Linked DNA regions of Homo sapiens: region 2 is linked to region 1. The links are chromatin contacts, found by Hi-C or POLR2A ChIA-PET in ENCODE. All regions are on one chromosome and are shown on one strand. The core of a region is the stretch at or near the end of the contact, and the rest is flanking DNA. Distances in the headings are between cores, read along the strand shown. Region 1 holds the start of TSEN54 (tRNA splicing endonuclease subunit 54). Region 2 holds the start of TRIM65 (tripartite motif containing 65).

Region 1 (2,500 bases), core at 1-2,500:
AAAAGGGGCGCGAGGAGGACGGAAGGAGCGGGGAGATGGAGGTGCCCGCCGACCCCGCAAGAAAAGTTAGTTTGCGCCCGCCCCCAGGGGCGCTGACCCCCAGCGCGGGCCCCGCAGCCTCACCTCTCCCGGCCGCCCGCCGGGGTCCGGCTGGCCCTGCTCGGTCCCTGGCACTCAGGACGGTGGCTCCCACTCCCCCCTGCCCCCCTTTCTCCTTCTCCTTTTCCAAGGCCGGCTCGGCGCCTCCCGCAGGAAATCCCGCCCCTCCCCCCTCCCTCCCGCCGGATCGGGAACGGAGGGACCGTCCCGGCCGCGCAGTCAGGCTGTCAGTCAGCACCGGCGGCTCCGCCCCCATCCGCGCCAGATCCCGCCCCAACTCGTGCCCGCCCGGACCGGGGGCGCTGACCGGATCAGCGCATGCGCCCAGGTGAAACGGAGGGGCGGGGGGCGCGGGGGCAGAGGTGACCTGGGGCTCTGGACTTAGACCCAAGGGCTAGACACCCCGGGTCTGACTGGTGGGAGAGAAGACGTAATGTGAAGGGGGTTGGCAACCAAGACGCGGGACCCCACTTGCAGTACCCCCCGTCTGCGGCCGGCGTCGCCCACCCGCAGCCGCCGGCCGGGCAATGGCACCACCTAGCGGACGGCACCAGTGCGGGGACCCCAGCCTCGAGGAGGCGCTCGTGCCGGGCGGAGGTGGCGCTTCAGCACCGTCGTGGGCCGGACAGCGCCTCCCGCCCCCGGCCCTCGAAACCTGGCTTCGGAGCCCAGCCGTAGGGACCGGACGGAAGACACCGAAGGAATGGCGAACCTCCCCGGACCGCTCCTGACAGTTCCCGGGTGGCCTTCGGCCTGCAAAGTCGGAATTTGCACACCCTCCGCTCGTCCTTCCCTGAGCCCTTCTGCCCTCCTTGCCCAGCCCGGGCGGTGGGGACTAAGCAGCGCGAGGCTGCAGAGGGGCGGTCACAAGTGTGACCATTCGCACTGCACTCCAGACGCCGGCTCCTCAGGCTTTACTGGAGAGAAGCCCCGAGGAGGGCTAGGGGCAAAAGAGGGGCCTTCTGCATCTCCAGCAACCTGCGGGCTGAGCTCCCAGACCCGGCGTCGGGGTGCGCTTCCGGGCGGGCGCTAGGACCGGGGACAATCAGGAGGGCGCAGAGCGGGCTGGGGCGGTGCAGGGGGCGGGGCTGCCGCGGCATTGCGGATCGGCGGGCACTAGGGCAGCGCGGAGCTCCGGCGGTGGGCGGGGCGTGGCGGCGCGCGCAGCGGCAGGCGGCGGCGGGATGGAGCCCGAGCCCGAGCCCGCGGCCGTGGAGGTTCCCGCGGGGCGCGTGCTCAGGTGCGGCGCGGCCCGGCCGGAGTGGGTGTCGGGGGCGCGGGGCCAGCGCGGGTAGGGAAACCGGCGCCCGGGACCCGGCCAGGCGGCCCCCGATGCGCGGCGCTGACCCCGCGTCCCCTTCTCCCCCAGCGCCCGGGAGCTCTTCGCCGCCCGCTCGCGGTCGCAGAAGCTGCCCCAGCGCTCGCATGGCCCCAAGGACTTTCTGCCCGACGGCTCGGCAGCTCAGGCCGAGCGGCTGCGCCGGTGCCGGGAAGAGCTCTGGCAGCTGCTGGCAGAGCAGCGCGTGGAGCGCCTGTGAGAGGGGCGGGCCCAGGGGTAAGGGAAGCGGGGGCGAGGCGGGCCGCGGGGTCTCCGGAATGGACTGACGCAGACCCCTCCCCACTCCTCGCCAGGGGCAGCTTGGTGGCTGCCGAGTGGAGGCCAGAAGAGGGCTTCGTGGAGTTGAAGTCTCCCGCGGTGAGCGGCGGGCTCGGGGACCGGGGACCGCCCTCCCTGCCCTCCCTGCCCTCCCTCCCTTGTGACACTTGCTCTGGGCCCCACACAGGGCAAATTCTGGCAGACCATGGGCTTCTCAGAGCAGGGCCGGCAGCGCCTTCACCCGGAAGAGGCCTTGTATCTTCTGGAGTGTGTAAGTGGGGCCCGGGAGGTGGGGAAGGAGTTGGGACCAAAGAACGGGAAGGACACGTTTTATCGGAGAAAAAGCACACACAACCCGGTCTTTAGAGAACTGATAACCAAACTTCTAAAGCAGGAGGTGGTACGTTGCAGGGAGCAGGGATTCCAGTCCACATTAGTGATGCTGCCCCACTTTCCTGGTTGGCCACATTCTTGATGCGCTGCTGAGAGGGGGAGGGGGAGGTATCAGAGCTGGGAAGTTGCCCCATTCCTCTGTGGCACTGTAGTGAGGGCTCATAAGCTGAGCTGTTGGCCCCACTTCCAGGGCTCCATCCACCTCTTCCACCAAGACCTGCCACTGTCTATCCAGGAAGCTTACCAGCTGCTGCTGACCGACCACACTGTGACCTTCCTGCAGTACCAGGTATCTGCCACCACCCCGCCTCCGGGAGCCACCCATCCACTGAATCAATGAGTATTGACAAGTACCCATAAGGTGCCAGGCACAGTGTCACATGCTGGGGCTGCAGGGCAGACGAGGGCTAT
Region 2 (6,122 bases), core at 1,048-3,547, 380 kb after region 1:
AGAGGAGCTGGGACTACAGGCGCCCGCCACCAGGCCTGGCTAATTTTTTGTATTTTTAGTAGAGACAGGGTTTCACCATGTTAGCCAGGATGGTCTCAATCTCCTGACCTCGTGATCCACCGGCCTCCGCCTCCCAAAGTGCTGGGATTACAGGCGTGAGCCACTGCACCCGGTGGTGGCCAGGCTGCGGGGGGTCCGGCCCCCTCCTGCTCCTGGCGGCAGCACCCACTTGAGGAGGTGACCCTCACTCATGGTGCACAAGCTGCAAACACAACAGCCCTTGGTCTGGCAGAAGAGCTCCAGCAGCTGCCCGGGGCGGGGTCAGCGCGCGGCAGGGCTGGGGCCAGGGTCCCAGGTGCCACAGGCCCGTCCCCTGGTTTGTCCCACTGGCCACTGTGACCTCTATATGTCCAAGGCCAAACTCTGCCCTCCACCTACGCCTCTCAGGACATAGCACCCCAGCCACCTGCGTGCTCAAGACAGAAACCCAGGTGTCTCCCTTGCCGCCCTCTCTGCTGTCCCCCGTGTCCCCTCTGGCCTGCTTTCGCCTCCACAAGGTACCACTTCCCCTCAGCGTTTCTCATCTCCTCCTCCATCTTGGTCTCCCTTCCCTGATCCCCAGCTGGTTCTTTGCCTCCCTGCACTCCTACCCGATTCGGGTCTTACATCCTGCCCCCTTCAGCCCCCAGCCAGGTGATCAGTCTCCATGAAGCCCAAATCTGATCATGTGCCAACCTGCTTCCAAGCCTATAATGGCCCCCATGACCCTACAGTAAGAGCCAGACTCCCCCAGGACCCTGCCCGATCCTGCCCCTGCTGACCCCCAGGGCCTGGCCCACAGATCTCAGTGGCACAAATCTGCCACTAGGGACCCCGCGTGCCCAGTTCTTTCCCATCCCAGAGACGGGACCAGGCTGATTCCTCTGCCTAGAATGCTCTTCCCCAGGTCTTTCTCCTGGCTTGCGCTTCCTCAATCCTCACATGCCAGCCTGAAGGCGGCCTCCCCTTCCTCCTCCTGGCCCGTTTAGCAGGGTCACCCCAACCCCTCTATCACATGCCATGTGCTTTCCTCACTGCATTTTGTAATAATACATTCACGCCTTACTGGAACACTGACTTCTTAAGTGGATTCTAAGTCTCTTAAGGGCAGGGAGCTCGTCTGATCCATTTACCAACAGCCCCCATAGCCCCCTCGCCCTCCACAACCCCGCACAGCGAATGAAAGGAGGCTCTCGGAGCGCAGGAGACACACGACGGTTCTCTAGCGCTTGGGCACGGAGCAGGGAGCTGCTGCCTCACGCCCAGGCTTTGTTCATCCAGAGGGCACCGAGCAGCTTCTGAGACCCACCCTGTGTCACTGGCCGGGCTGCATATCCCAGTCTGATGCACAGACCCACGATTTTTTGTTTGTTTATTTTCTGAGACGGAGTCTCGCTCTGTCGCCCAGACTGGAGTGCAGTGGCACGATCTCGGCTTACTGCAAGCTCCACTTCCCGGGTTCACGCCATTCTCCTGCCTCAGCCTCCCGAGTAGATGGGACTACAGGCGCCCGCCACCACGCCCGGCTAACTTTTTGTATTTTTAGTAGAGACCGGGTTTCACCGTGTTAGCCAGGATGGTCTCGATCTCCTGACCTCGTGATCCGCCCGCCTCGGCCTCCCAAAGTGCTGGGATTACAGTCGTGAGCCACTGCGCCTGGCAGACCCACGACTTTTATAATCAGCTCCCAGGTTGGGAGAAGCCCCTTACAGATGAGGCTCCCCGCCCCCGCCGGGTGCCCGAGAGAGCAGGGCGCGGCCCGCAGGAGTCACCCGGCGGTGGCCAGGCTGCGGCGGGTCCGGACCCCTCCCGCTCCCGGCGGATGCGTCACCTCGCGCTTGAGGCGCTCGGCATCCAGCAGCGCCCGCTCGTGGAGGCGACACTCGCGCACGGTGCACACGCTGCACACACAGCGGCCCTCGGTCCGGCAGAAGAGCTCCAGCGGCCGCCCGTGGCGGGGGCAGCGCGCGGCAGGGTCGGGGCCGGGGCCGGGATCGGGGCCGGGATCCCGGGCGGGCCCGGCGCGCACCACCTCCAGCACGCCGCTGAGGGCCACGTTGCGGCGCAGCTCGGCGCCGTCGGGAAAGGGCTCCCGGCACTCGGGGCACGCCTTTCCGCAGCGGTCCCACCAGTCCCGGATGCAGGCCCCGCAGAAGTTGTGGCCGCAGGGCAGCGTCACTGGGTCCTGGTAGAGCCCCAGGCAGATGGCGCAGGTCAGCTTCTCCTCCAGCAGCTGCGCGGCCATGGCCCGGCGGCGGCGAGAGCCAGGCGGGCCCCGGGCGTCTTAAAGGGACCGCGGGCCTCGCGCGCTGAGGGCGCCTGGGCGTGGCTAACGCGGGGCGGGGCGAGATCCGGGCGGGGCGGGGCGAGATCCGCGCCCGGGAAGGCGGAGGGGGGCGGCAGGCCCTTCTCTGACACCCTCGACGAGCGACCGCCGCAGGGGCCTAGGCCACCCCTGCCCACCTCGGCCTGGCCCGCTCGAAGGTTCCGCGTTCCCGCCTTGCGCCCCTCCCTCCGTTAGGGTCCACGCCACCCCGGCTGAGAGCTGAGTTCGGCTCTCTAGGGTCCCAGCCTGGCGGGTCCATCCCACCCCCCTGGGCCTTCAGCCCAGGTCCTGGAGACCAGAGGCTCGAAAACCCCGCCAGGACTCCGGGCTTCTGACCACGGGCCGCGCGGAACCTCTTCTGGACTCATCTGCCAGTCGCCTAACAGCATAGACCCCCACCCCCAACAATCCCCCGGGGCTTGGCGATGAAACGGGCTGGCGGGCTCCCTGCAGACCCGAGCACTGCTGCACTTTTTCCTGGAGCTGGGTTTCGGACACTTGCCAGACTGGGGTGTCTCCCTTCTCTGGGCTACACGTAATTTTGGTTCTTTTAAAGTAAACAGCGAGATGGAAATGTCTGGTCACCAAGAGACAGGGACCAGTTAACTGGTATTTTTCAAATGGCCCTGAATGAATACACAAACCAGCTTTCATCTGCAATCAGCATCCCCTCTTCCTGCTGCCCTCCGCTGGGGAGAGTTCCTTGCCTGGGGTCCAAGCTGATCTGCAGCCTCAGTATTTACAGGCACTCCAGCATTTCCCCTGAAGCTGAGCAGGCAAGGCGGGTCTGGGGCCTAGCGCCCACCTACCTGACAGTGTGTATCAGGCCAGGGGGAACCCCAGGAGAGTACGGCCTTTCTAACCAAGCTGGGCTGATGTTGAGGCGGCACGAGCTCTCACTGCTGCAGCAAGCACTGCGTCCTCTGTGCGGCCATAGACGAAGTTTCTTTCTGGACAAAGTGCACGGATCTACCCTCCACCTACTAGTTAGCCAGACTTCTGCTTTTGGTAAGGGAGAAACAAAACACCTAACCATCCAGCCGCAAGACTCCATGGGTTTTCTGACCCTGAGCAGGTCTCTTGAGACACGCTGTTGCCTACCTAATGTGGCTTCTCCTCCCAAGCATGGGGTGGGGGCTGGAGCCTGTGCAGAGGGTCAGTGCTCGGGCAGGCACTCTCTCTCCAGGGGCCGGTGGGACCCCCCTGAGGCACAGAGCCAGTGCTCAATAAATGCTCCTTCCTGAGCCCAGCTGCTCTGCTCCACTTTTTCGGGGAGCTGGGTTTCAGGAACCTGCTGGATTGGGATGTCTCCCTTCCCTGGGCCACACCTGTTTTTGGCCCACTGCCTGCTTTTGCTTCGGATCCCAGGGCCCCTGACACCCTCAGAAGACGGAGGTGAGGACGCACTTAGTGGGGTGGGAGGCAGCCCGTTTCCCACCCATGAAGCTCCATCGGGGTCCTCTGGCCCTGGAGCACCGACCCAGGCCAGCTATGGCAGAAATCCCTTTTTTTAAAAAATACAGGCAGGGTCTCATTATATTGCCAGCTGGTCTTGAACTCCTGGGCTCAAGCGACCCTCCCTTCTCAGCCTCCCAGTGTTGGAATTACAGGTGTGAGCCACCAAGCCCGGCAAGAAATCATGTTTATTCACATTCCCCACCCCACCACCTGAGAGTCACTTTCACTCCAAGCCCTGGGCCTGACGGGAGGGGGCCAAAGAGGGGGGCTGCCTAAGGCAGGGCCCAGACCCCACAGTGTGGGCCTCTGGAGCTGTGTCTTTACTCTTGCTGCCGATCAATCCCATGCTCTGAAATGCGCACACTCTGGCTCCTTAGTAGATGCCATAGGTGGGCTCATGACTGTCCCTGTACCGGTCCAGGTAGCGCAGGGGCTGCCGGTGGGGGAAGCGCTTCTGCTTGGGGTGGTAAGGGGGCGGCCGCACGAACTCAAACACCGGCTCCCGCATGTCTGCAAGAAGAGTGAGGGGTACGGGGTGGTCTGCTGGCCTGCGCCCCCTCAGGCTGAGGCCTGCCCACCAGGGACCTGCCGCAGCCTTCCCCTAACAAAGCTTCTCCCTGGCAGGGCAGGCGAGGCCTGGGAGCTCAGGCCCACCCAGTGCCCCAGCCCCATGGCCCTTACCCAGAAGCTGGTGGAAGATGTAGGTGACGGAGTCATCCCAGCGGCACTGGAAGAAGGACAAGCCGGCTGGAGTCATGGTTTCTTGGTGTTTCTTGTAGAAATCAAAAGTGCGGAAGGTCCGCTGGGCCAGCTGATAGCTATGAGAAGATAGAGAGCGTATGAGAGTGTGGAGTGGGGCACCAGAGCCCCTCACCCCGCCACCCCAACAGGTAACCCTGAGAGGCCCCTGGGAGTCTGCTAGCACCCTATCCTGCTCTTCTGCCAGTCTCAAGGCTGAGGTCAAGAGAGAACTGAGCAAGAGTGACCGTTCCAGGGGAGCTGGCCTGAGGCCGGGTTATGTGTGGGTGGTGTAGATTACCAGGGTGAGGGGCGTGCGTCCTCAGAGAAGTCAATCGGCTGGTCCTGCTTGAAGAGCAGGAAGGCAAGACGGTGGATGCCGGAGCCTCGGGCAGGGAAGGGGGGGAGGTAGGGACACGTCACCTGTCCTTCAGCCACCCGGTTACCCGGGATGTTGGTTCTGGGAGGAGGAAAGTCCCGGTTAATTACCACTCCAGGGAGGCAGCAGGAGTGTCCCCTCAGCTCCATGCACACCCTAGAGGCTGACATGACTCCCTGGGAGGACAGCTCTAAGCATCTCTCTCCTGGGACAGAGGAGGCAGCCAAGCTCTGTGAACGCCGGGACATGCTGCAAATACGGGAAGCGGGCTGGAGGAGCTCCGAGTGGGGGACAGGGCTCCAGAGAGCATCAGCTTGACAGCAAGGCCATGCAGCCGCTTCCAGGCCCCGGGAGCCGGTGGGTCCGCCACAGTCACTGAGGCTAGAAAGCCAGGCCACTTTTGGCTGCTTTTCCCTCTGCGTCCTGAAGTCTCCAGGACCTCGTCAGGGAGTGTGTGCCCAGCCTGGCACAGGGGCGGCCAACGCCTCAGGCACAAATCCCCAGAGGGTCCTGCCGCATAGGCTGGTAACAGTTGAATAAAAATGACGGAAACCAGCCTCCCAGTCACTGTCCCCAGTTAACCAGAAGGCTCAAAGTTGGGGTCACTGGCCTGACCTCTGCCCCCTGGCCTGGTGTTCAGAGCCAAAAGCTACCAAGATGGAAGGCCGCCCAGTCTGGGCCCAGGGAAGGAGCGCCCAGTGGTTCAAGGAGCACCTGGGGGACGCCACAGCTGCTAGGCCTCTCCCGCTCCTTCTCCCACGTGACTGTCACAGTCCACCTCACGCTGAGTAAGGCATGTGGTGCCATTATCCCAGTTTTACAGGTGAAGAAATGAGTTTAGAGACGAAGGGCCCAGGCATGGTGGCTCACGCTTATAATCCTAGCACTTTGGGAGGCGGAGGCGGGCAGATCGCTTGAGCTCAGGAGACCAGCCTGGGCAACATGGTGAAACCCTGTCTCTATAAAAAAATACAAAAATTAGCTGGGTGTAGTGGTTTGCACCTGTAGTCCCAGCTACTCAGGAGACTGAGGTGGGAAGAGCACCTGAGCCCAGGAGTTAGCGGCTGCAATTAGCCATGATTGCACCACTGTACTCCAGCCTGGGGGACAGAGTGAGACCCTGTCTCAAAAAAAAAAAAAAAAAAGAAAAGAAAAGATGAGGAGGCTTGTGGGGACTGACCG

Evidence for each region. A loop is a pair of places that touch in the nucleus more often than their neighbours do. ChIA-PET counts read pairs that join two places held with the same protein, here RNA polymerase II (POLR2A). Pooled maps may share reads with other maps.
Region 2: a loop to region 1 is called in a pooled map, with 8 times the contacts of the local background. The contact joins the promoter of TRIM65 here to the promoter of TSEN54 in region 1. A Hi-C loop is called at or near these places in 2 of 37 single-sample maps with no recorded cell type and 8 of 50 pooled maps. POLR2A ChIA-PET finds 5 or more read pairs at or near these places in 3 of 52 experiments (H1, HEK293 and activated CD8-positive, alpha-beta memory T cell).

What each region holds. Positions count from the first base shown.
Region 1 is chr17:75,515,278-75,517,777 of GRCh38, forward strand. TSEN54 (tRNA splicing endonuclease subunit 54) reads left to right here and starts at 1,251. Exons shown (of 11, transcript NM_207346.3): 1 at 1,251-1,339; 2 at 1,469-1,633; 3 at 1,732-1,795; 4 at 1,884-1,967; 5 at 2,280-2,378. The coding sequence starts at 1,284. CASKIN2 (CASK interacting protein 2) reads right to left here and starts at 260. Exons shown (of 20, transcript NM_020753.5): 1 at 124-260. RefSeq lists silencers at 110-719, 1,110-1,489 and an enhancer at 1,031-1,325.
Region 2 is chr17:75,894,654-75,900,775 of GRCh38, forward strand. It overlaps TRIM65 (tripartite motif containing 65), which reads right to left and starts at 2,298. Exons shown (of 6, transcript NM_173547.4): 1 at 1,871-2,298. The coding sequence starts at 2,284. It overlaps MRPL38 (mitochondrial ribosomal protein L38), which reads right to left. Exons shown (of 9, transcript NM_032478.4): 7 at 4,863-5,021; 8 at 4,505-4,641; 9 at 3,991-4,333. The coding sequence ends at 4,197. RefSeq lists silencers at 1,568-2,137, 2,168-2,647 and enhancers at 2,015-2,724, 2,725-3,432.